Regions from separate parts of the Mus musculus genome. Here region 1 is linked to region 2. A link is a loop called in an ENCODE intact Hi-C map of the cell type or tissue named here. Cell type or tissue: left cerebral cortex. All regions are shown on one strand. Each heading gives the region's core, and the rest is flanking DNA. Links, peaks and the distances in the headings are about the cores only.

The links. A loop is a pair of places that touch in the nucleus more often than their neighbours do. Peaks named below come from ENCODE experiments on the same cell type or tissue, not always from the same donor. Only the 100,000 strongest peaks of a DNase experiment are listed, where the experiment ranks them.
Region 1: a loop joins it to region 2, with 6 times the contacts of the local background. A loop is called at or near these places in 6 of 42 quality-filtered maps.

The regions. Positions count from the first base shown.
Region 1 is chr6:60,173,379-60,178,772 of GRCm38, forward strand. No RefSeq gene overlaps it. Among named protein-coding and RNA genes, the nearest start is that of Gm5570, 98 kb to the left of the region's middle. In left cerebral cortex, for the core only: no CTCF peak of the experiment used is centred there; a DNase peak (open chromatin) is centred at 2,765.
Region 2 is chr6:59,939,836-59,945,229 of GRCm38, forward strand. It overlaps the pseudogene Gm18012. Among named protein-coding and RNA genes, the nearest start is that of Gm22723, 130 kb to the right of the region's middle. In left cerebral cortex, for the core only: no CTCF peak of the experiment used is centred there; no DNase peak of the experiment used is centred there.

The DNA of each region.
Region 1 (5,394 bases), core at 139-5,138, 230 kb after region 2:
GAGAGAGAGAGAGAGACTGAGGAAAGGCTAAAGAGAAAGAGAGAGTAACGGAGAGAGAGTGATAGGAGAGGAGAGTAAGAGCAAGTGAACAAAGGAGTGAGAGCATTGAGAGCAAGGAGGGGACTAACAGCCCCTTTTAAAGTGAGCTGCTATCTTTTCTGTTGCTAGGTAACTCGGGGGCGGGGGAGTTTAGCCTTAAGGTTTGAAGCTTGGGACATTGCCTACATGACTACTAGCCATGTTTCTCTTCTGGGGGCTCTGAGGGGCTGTAACTTAGACAGGAGCCAGAGTTCCAGGAGCATGAGAGGACTCTTTCCATCCCATGTAGGTAAATTATGTCCACGGGGTTCCGGGATTCAGCATCTCAGCTCAACTGGAGACCAACCTGTCTGTGCATAGCACAATGCCCAACAAACTGATATTTTTCATCACAGATAATGAATTTCTTCTTTCTCTCAGGATGCTCTCTGTCTGTGTAACCAACACTCTATGGCACAAATAGCAGTCCATTGCTTCTAAGTTAGGCTAACAAGCTGCAACTTTGTTTTCATCCCTCTCTTCATTGGTAACTTTGGAGAAAGCCAGGTATTGTATCTCTGTGAGACATACATTGTGAGGAACAGAGGACTCTAAAAACCCTGAGCCTGACCTGGGAAGTAGATTCTCTTCCCTATTCAGTTTTTCAGATGCTGCAGTCTGGCTTGCATCCTTATTAGTAATTCCATAAATGGCTCAGAGTGAGAACCCCAGAAAGTGTGTGGTGGTGAAGTTTTATTGTTCTTTGTTTCGAAAGTGTGATGTATCTGTGAAATTGTCATAGACATCATCACAGGAGGAAACAGAGGAACACTGAGTCTAAGATAATAGGATGAAAATGAAGATTCAACTACTTCTTACATTTTCTAAATCGCAGTAGCAATAAGATTGACATTCTTCATAAGTCTATTTGTCCTCTCTCATGAAGATTTATTTGTTTTCTCATTGAAAGAATGATGTTCTTATCAGCTTCAAAGACATTTTTTCATGGTTCAAGAACTTTCATACCATGAGTGCAACCATCAAATCTCCCAACTGGTACTTAGTTAGCTCTTAGGAGGTACTTAATACCAATTTCTTTCTCTTCTATGAAAATTGTGATTTGTGAAATATATCTACCTACATTTCTTAGAAGATTTGTTTACTAGTAAATGAAGAGTTTTGCCATGCCCAAATTCTCTTATACCAAGTAATGAAAGCATGCAACCAACAAATATGCCCACAAGCACAAAGAATTCTAAAGAAAAACAAGGGTTAGGAAGAAGCATGCAGCAAGTTATGTCTCAAAACTTTCTTTTACTTACAATACAGTTAGACAGTAGAGTAGTATAAAAATAACTGAATTTATTTATCATATATTTTACAATATATTTGTACTGGTACATTTCCTTAAGGATCCCAACTTTTGCAACATGCTTCTGATATATTTTTAGAAGCTAGTATTTAGTGAACTTGTAGCAGCAAGAGGCCAAAAATTACCTCTGAGCTAAAGGTCAGATTTGAAGATTTTTGAAAATAACAAAATGTTCAAACAATGGAAAGTCAAGTTTTAAGACAAGGTACCCTTTTCAAATGATTGAATGAAGTTTTCCTTTGTATCAAAATTATAGTATACAAGATTAAATTGTTAAATAAATTGTAGTCATATAGTATCATGTTAGAATATTTATAGCAAAAAAAAAACAATATTTAAAGTTGGTATGAAATGGAGTGCACATATTTTGTCAAATTCTAAATACTACATTTAAAGAGACCCCCCCCCAAAAAATGATTGCACACATCCATGAAACAACCAACATGTTTTAATGCACATACATGTATACACTTCTAAGTTTTGTTACTAGGGAGACTTGATGCTTAAGAGAGATTATATGGTTGGCCTTGTGGTAGTAGAATTGACCTTGTTGGAGGATAAACTTTGAGTTTTCAAATGATCTGTACAGGTCCATTGTCTCTTCCTGTTGCATGTTGATTAGGATTTGGAACTCTCAGTAACTTACCTAGCACTCTATCTCTAAGTCTCCATGCAAAACACCATGCTGATTATGGACTAAACCTCTAAAACTGTAAGCAAGTCCCAAGTCAAGCATTCCTTTATAAGAGTTGCCATCTTCTTGGTGTCTCTTCACTCCAATAGAATATTTTGCAAGACATGTTCCATAAATGTTTTCTCCTTTGAATTAAAAAAATAAATCAGAAAATCCTTTTGTTGTGGGTTTTTTGTTTTTTGTTTTTTGTCTTGTTTTGTTTTGCTATTTGAAGTTTTCAAAGTGAAATACCTGAAATGGAAAATCTAGAAAGTTACAGAAATCAACAATGTGTATTATCAGTGAAAATACATTTGTTATCAAACCCATGACCTTAAATCCTTCAAAATATCCAGACAGCAGTTGAGTCTGGAAGTACCTATATTTTTTGAGTTCAGCTCCAGGTATCCTTCATATTATAGATAAAACTCCAGATTTAATATTCACCTGGAAAGTCTGTGACTTTCTATGGAATATTCTCACCTAAATAATTTCCTTGTCTTTGCATACATTGAAAATTCTTACATGAAAGAATCAACTCCCTCAGAAAAATTAGAGGCAATCCCCTTCATGATTTTTCAGCAAAACCTGCTCTTGTCACTCTTGCTGAGTGCAACAGGCACTGGTCTAGGGTTTCCCATAGCCAGATGGATAAACCCACATGTAGTGGCTATTCCTGGTTGTCAACTTGACTATATTTGGAATGAACTACAATCCAGAATTGGAAGGCTCATCAGTGACTCTTATCTGGAGGCTTGGAGATAGAAGTTTCTGATCTGGATCTTGGTATGGAGATCTTGAGGCATAATGGCTATGGATTCCAGAAGAATAAATCTCCAAGTTCAAGGTCATCTGGGATGAAAGGTGTGGTGGAACACACCTTTAATCTGGGCTACACCTTCTGCTGGAGACAATGTAAGGATATTGGAAGAAGGGAGTCTCGCCCTTGCTACTTCGCCTGCTTACTTTGTGGGACTGAGTAACTGCTAGATCCTTGAACTTTGATTCATAGCTACTACTGAACCATTGTTGGGAATTGGGCTGCAGACTGTAAGTTATCAATAATTTTTTTTTTACTATATAGAGACTATCCATAAGTTCTGTGACTCTAGAGAACCCTGGCTAATACACCACATATGCTCACATATGGGAAATTGTAACTGGATATCATGGGGAAACAAAGTGTAGCTGATCTTTGATTCTTTCTGGGTTCTTCTTTCTTCCACACTTGTCCACCTTTTTACTTTACCCTTACAACCCTCTAACAATAACAGGAGAGTAAAATGGTGGAGGTAGGAGAGAAAGAGAGAGAGAGAGAGAGAGAGAGAGAGAGAGAGAGAGAGAGAGAGAGAGAGAACACTAGAGAGCCTCGATCTAATTTATTTCTTTCTCGTTTCATCTTTGAGCAATACAATTAACAAACCACAACAAATCACACTGAATAACCAAAACCCAAGATGAGCAAATCTTGGCCATCACCCAACCTGGCCTCTCAAAAACCACAAATTTGTAAACTCCCTGAGAATGTTCTGAATCCCAAATATCACACATCTGCAAAAACGATTTGCAGCTGAAAAAAAATCATGACCCTGATAGATGATGAGGAAAATGAAAGTCAGTTTCTGTGGACAATCTGAAGTAGGCCCACACCTGGCATTAACCAAAAGCACATTCTCATAATATTTCTGTGTGTTTTAAAGAAACTAAAATTGCAAAATTCTCCTTACAATGACGTTGAGATGAAGATATAAGATATTTGGGAGAGAATATTTGAAATCTAAACAGAGAATGCAAGGGTATCTAGGACCATGTTACAGCATACATCTATTTTTTAAATGTATAATTCCCCTCCATGAAAAATGCATTGTAACCAAAAAAATTTCAAATTCCTCAATTTATTGTGTGAAATTTTCGAACTTGTGTTTTAATATCTTTTGGAGTTCACTGGCTGTGTTAGTCACTGTTGAATTGTTGTGGCAATGTCACCAATACAGCTTAGACTTCTTGATTTTTTTCTAAATGTCAACACTTCACCAACATTTATCTTACACTCCACAGAATTCTAATTCCATGGGTAAAAACAAAGCAATGTTAGATGCATAATAACTTATCATATAGTCTGCCAGATTCTTCTGAAAAAAATTTTTTTACATGTGAATTAGCAGTTCATTGCACATTGTGCACATTGAAATATATTGTGAGCCTATTAAGTTCATCATTTCACTCGCAGCTGAACAACTCTACTATTCTGTTTCTGAAGGAGGAACAGGTTCTGCAAGATGACATTTCTTCTTCTCCTTCTTCTAGCCTGTTTAGTTTCTGCTGCTGAGGAACCCTTACCGGTAAAAGCCTGGGCTCTTCAGGAGTTATGCAGTGAGAGAGGTGGCTGTGGTGCATTTATTACTGTTTCACAAGACAAACAGAGTGATTCTATGAATATATTGGTTTCTTTTTGGGTTTTGTTTTTGGAATATGTTCCCTGTCTTTAAACATTATTTGTTGTAGTTAAAAATTATAATTATTTTATTTGAACTTCTTATATTGCCTGATTTTATTTTCCCTGGCTAAAGGGTATTTAAAAAAAAAAAAAAAAAAAAAAAAAAAAAAAAAAAAAACCTCTTACTAATGCCATGGCTTTTTAAACTTTTGCAGAACTAACATTATTTTCATAGTTGAAAGTCACTATACATTTGCATTAAATGTTTCACTGTTCTATACTAATTCAGGGATGATTCTTAACATAATAGAAACAAAATCAATTTGATATCTGCAGGGCAAAAACATTGTATATCATGTATTTGAAGAATAGATTTCTCACTTTTCAAGTCCTTGTACTATGGATAATATTTGTGACAATATTGATATTAATTATAATCAAGGAATATCTCCAAAGCAGGGACTTAATTTTTGAAGTTTGATTTTGTATGTTTGTGTGTAGGTACTTGTCTATGTGGGTGTATACCCATGACTACAGGTTTTGAATGGAATGTTGCAACAAAAATATAGAAACTAGGGACAAGTCACACAAAGTGTACAATTTGCACTCTTTTCTCATATGATTAGAGTGATTTTAAGAGGAAAATTTGTCCTCATGACTTGCCATACAAAGTCTTTTGATATCAAATTATGATTTGTTCCCTTTTATTTAATTTAAATTAAGTTCTTATGTGGATATTTATTACATATTTTAATTTTACATGTTTGTTTCAGCTTCATAATCAGAAACTATAATCAATTTTTACATTCTTTTCTTAATCATATTTTGCATGATATAAATCTATTATCATGTATATATGTATATATGTTTTAAAACAAGATGCTAGGCAATTAT
Region 2 (5,394 bases), core at 182-5,181:
CCAAAAGGAAATAATTTTTCTTCCACTGCTTATATATCCCAGTAAAATATTTCAGATTACATAAACATTACAATGTGATTACAGTCAACTTTCTTTTAATGAATGATTATTTTTAATATGTATGTTCCCAAATACCTTTACTTGAAAAACAATTTACATATTACACATGAAGGGGAAACAAATCATTCCCAGGAACTCACATATGTTCATAAGTAAGCACTTTGTTATAGATTAAGAAGGTATTAAAAAAAAGTCATGTAATTTTCTCTAACATTTTCTTTTTATTGACAGGTTGTTATTTGTGGTTAATAAAGAAAGCACAATTAGTTTATTATTAGCCTTAACATAGTAATCTTATATAAATCTTAAAACTGTCATAAATCTAAACATTTATATAAAAATCTATCAGTCATTTCTACTTTTTTATTAGATGTTCTCTTTATTTACCTTTCAAATGCTATCCTGAAAGTTCCTTATACCCTCCCCCCGCCCTGCTCTCCTACCCACCCACTCTCACTTCTTAGCCCTGGCATTCCACTCTACTGGGGCATATAAAGTGTGCAAGACCTATGGGCCTCTCTTCCCAATGATGGCCGACTAGGCCATCTTCTGCTACATATGCAGCTAGAGACACCAGCTCAAGTCAAAGTTTGATCAAAGAACTCCACATAAAACTAAAGACACTGAAATTTATAGAGGAGAAAGTGGGAAAAGCCTCAAAGATATGGACACATGGTAAAAATTCCTGAACAGAACAGCAATGGCTTGTGCTGTAAGATCAAGAATTGATGACTAGGACCTCATAAAATTGCAAAGCTTCTATAAGGCGGCAAAAGACACTGTCAATAAGACAAAAAGGCCACCAGCAGATTGGGAAAGGATTTTTACCAATCCTAAATCTGATAGGTGACTAATATCCAATATATACAAAAGCTCAAGAAGCTGGACTCCAGAAATTCATTTCTACTTTTAATCTTCAAGGTATACATCTACTGATCATCAATGTTTTTATTAAATCCAATCAGGAATTTGATGGAAAATATTTTTGAACACCTTGATCACCTGTCCAGTTCTAGGAGAGCCATGTCAGGAAGTACTAGTAGGGCTGCCATTGTTCTTCTTCACTGACTACAAGAAATTGCTAGATCAATTACTAAGAGTCTTCCTTTTGGATCTACAAATTGTTTCCTAAGATGTTGTCCATAGTACCACACAACCATGGACACAAACATCTTAATCTACCTTTATTAACAAGATATATCTCCATATATTTTCTAAAGGTAGTGTTTATTGCTGAACATCTACAAATCTAAATTCTTTTAAGGGTGGTAATTGAAACATTAACTGTTCCATCAATGATACTTAACAAAGATCAAGCATTATTAATGTCAGTGCTAATATAACTGCGCAGTGAGGGGCTGGAAGACCCCTCCAAGTTCTTGCACAACACTTAGATTAGGAAAAATGTAAGGACTGAGAGTATTACAAGCAGAGCCATGCTCCATAATAGCATGAAGTTATCAAGACACTTACCCTTCAGGGTTCAGCCTGTCTGCAACATGCTTGTGTTAGATGTGCTACTGGGTAGAACACAGCCCATGAGTTCTAAAACAATTTGTTAGTCCTCTCAAATGGGCCTATGCAAGAACAGAGATCATACAGTATCTCCTTGTTGGCAGATTCTCATATGTACAAACTTGACTAGGTTTTATTTTAAATTAAGGTATAGCTGTTTTAAAAAAAAGCAAGTAAATAAAAAATTAGTAAATAATATAGAAGTATTGTAAGCATATATAATATATATAATGTAAGTATTATATAAGCATGTAAGAACAAATATTAAAATATTGTTACATTAAACTTCATGGTAGAATTGTTTTACAAACTCTGGAAATATATGTGTGTATATTTATATTTAATATATATGATATATAAAATATACTGTGTAATATATATATATATATATATATATATATATATATATATATTATACATACATACACACACATACACCCACACACAGACGCACACGACTTTTGCAGCATTAAAAACAGTTGAACATCAAAGGACAAAAAAAAAAGACTTGAAATGTCATTTCTATATCATCAATCCTAGCACTGGATAGATTTGAGTGGAGACTATGCATGTTACTATGACAATATCTGAGAGGCTACTTGTCATTCAGGTGCAAGGAGACCCCGTGTCAAATATATGTCATAGAATGACAATACTAACACCCAGAAAATTAAAAATATGCAGTAATAATTATACATCTGTAGGAGGATGGTTTTTGGCACTGTGTATATAGAAGCAGATTTCAATGTCCAGATATCTGGTTGCAATGTGGATGATGGCACTGTCAACTATCTCTGTTCTCTCTGCTATACAAAAAGTGTTTTCCATCACCTCTGATTGGTTAAAAATATTTGATGACACAATTATCTAGGCAGAAGAGAATAGTGCAAGAAATTTCGCAGAAAAATTGACATACCCCTCGAGCAGTCTCGAGCTAGGCATGACCACCCCACCTAAGAGACTCTGCCCTTTTCCATCCACCAGCTCTGAGGGGACCTGCATCAGGAAGGTCTCCATAGAGGGGAACATCCCCGCCTGGAAGTCACCGTTTGTGAATATCCTAAAGCAAGTTTGTCAGGATTGGGAAGTGGTTCCTGAGCCTGTCGCCAAGTGGTGCAATGTGCAGAATACTCAAGACAAATTTGAGGAATTGAAAAGGTCTCAGAAAAGCCATGGGGATGTTTGTCAGATGAGGAATGAGATACCTGGACGGTGTTTCTTTTAACTTCCAATCATATGCCTGTTTCAGCCGGATCCTATCTCAGTGTTCCTCTGTCAATGGCAAGCTCAAAGATGCAGAGAAACCTGTATTATTTTTTGAACCATCTGTGTATAGTGGCAGGTGTGTTTTTCTATCTAATTTGTATGAATCCAACTGCATGAATAAAACAGAGTGGAGAATATATCAAGACTGGCATAAGTGAGCCAGGCAGTGGTGGCACACACCTTTAATCCCAGCTCTTGGGAGGCAGAGGCAGGTAGATTTCTGAATTCAAGGCAAGCCTGGTCTACAGAGATACAGGGTGAGTTCCAGGACAGCCAGGAAACAAAACAAAACAAAACAAAACAAAACAAAACAAAATCCAAAAAAAAAAAAAAAAGACTGGTATGAGGGGATGAATAGTCAGTTCAGCCAAAGCCTTGAATTGGATAGAATAATTTATTTTAGAGCTACTCCAGAGAAATGCTGCAGTAGAATATATATATATGGAAAAAAGAAGAACAAGTCATTCTTCTTGAATATTTAGAGAAACTTCACCATAAACATGAAAGCTGGCTCATTCATCAGACCCTGAAAGCCAACTTTGATTATCCCCAAGAGGTGTCTGTCTTCATACTGTACGTAGACAAACAGTAAAGTCTGGTTTAAAAGGTCAAAGTATTTTTGAGTACTTTGTGATTGCATAGGAGACAAGGAGCAACAAAATGTTTACAAATGCTTCAGTTTTGTGTAATGCTATAGTTTAATATTCACACAGAAGTCTTTATAAGATGTTTTAAAACCATTTCTGTTTCAAAGAAAAGCCTAATTATACATATAATATATATGGTTTATTTAATATTTATATATATGGTTATTTAATATTTATATATAGCTTATTTAATATTTATAATCATATATAAAACTTTGTGTCCCTCCTTTATTCTCTTACATCGTCCACTTCTGTTCTTCCTTCCGGTTTTAAATAAGGTGTGTATCTCTCACAGCAGGAAGTCTGGAGGTAGATTTTCATAGAATCAGTGCAGGGAGTAAATAAATTGTTGTAACATGCCCATTCTTCTCTGCCTTTGAACTTGTTATCCTGAGCAGATTAACATGCTTTCATTGTGTCTTTGCTTCAGTAGTGACCAGTTTCATAACTGGACACTTTAATGTTCCATGTAGAGGATGTGTGTCTTATGCGAGCTTGTATACCTATTGCAAGCTGAAAATTGGAGTCTCTGGAATAGTTTTACTGAGGTGTTTGTTTTGTTTTCTTCCTGTTCCCTTTGGTAGTGCTGGAGATTGAAGCCAGGGTCTATCATGCAGCAGAAGCTCTACAGAACTGTTCCTGCCTTTGATATTTTGTTTATACCAAGTGTCTCTCCTGCTCTACTTGTTGTTGAGGATAAGACTAGGTTAGTGTCACCACAGTAATGTTTACTACTGTGTTTGTGGTGCTGTTTGTAGAGCAGGAGGCTAAACTTTCTAATTTGGTAATGGTATAATTACTTTAAATCTTTTAATTTTTAATCTGTTTTTTCATCAGGGACAAGTGTGTTTTATTTATGTGAAATTTTGGTCCAGAAGAAATTTTTATTTAAGAGGTAGCTAAGTAGTTTTTTATATGAGTAAAAAGCTTCATTAAAATAGCTGTAGCTGAGACTGCCCTACCCTGGGATCCACCCCATAAACAACCACCAAACCCAGAGTCTACTGCATATGTCAACAAGATTTTGCAGACAGGACCCTGATATAGCTCTCTCCTGTGAGGCTATGCCAGTGCCTGGCAAATACAGAAGAGGATGCTCTCACAGTCATCTACTGGATGGAACACAGGGCCCCTAAAAAAGGAGCTAGAGAAAGCACCCAAGGAGCTAAAGGGGTCTGCAACTCTATGGGAGGAACAACAATATGAACTCACCAGTACCCCTAGAGCTCGTGTTTCTAGCTGAATATGTAGCACAGGATGGCCTACTCTGCCATCAGTGGGAGGAGAGACTCTTGGTCTTTCGAAGATTATATGCCCCAGTATAGGGGAATGCCAGGGCCAAGAATTGGGAGTGGGTGGGTTGGGGAGCAGGGGAGAATATAGGGGATTTTCAGAGAGCAAACTAGTAAAGGGGATAGCATTTGAAATGTAAATGAAGAAAATATCTAACAAAAAAAGATAGCTGCTGCTTTTCTCAGAATACTTCAATTAAAATACTTGTTTAAATTATGTTTGTTTTTTTAAAGACAGGGTCTCTCTACATACCCCTAGCTTTCCAGGAACTCATTGTGTAGGCCAGACTGTCCTGGCCTTGAACTCACAGAGATCCACCGCCTCTCTCCCCACTCCCACTACTCAGATAAGGTATACAACACCACACCTGACTGTGATATTTTAAAATCACTTAAGGTGCAAATCAAGGTTTTCCTATTTTTCTTTTGTTCTAACTAAATTTCTTTTAGTTTTCATGTAAAATGATGATAGCTCATGCCTAGGTTTTCCATTTTCCCCATTGGCCCTGTGTTGATAATGAGTGGCATCTTTTTGACTTTATAACTGGTGAGACCCTGAGAAGCTTAGGTGAGCATTTTAGCCTCACAATCTATACAACCTCACCGCTCATCAC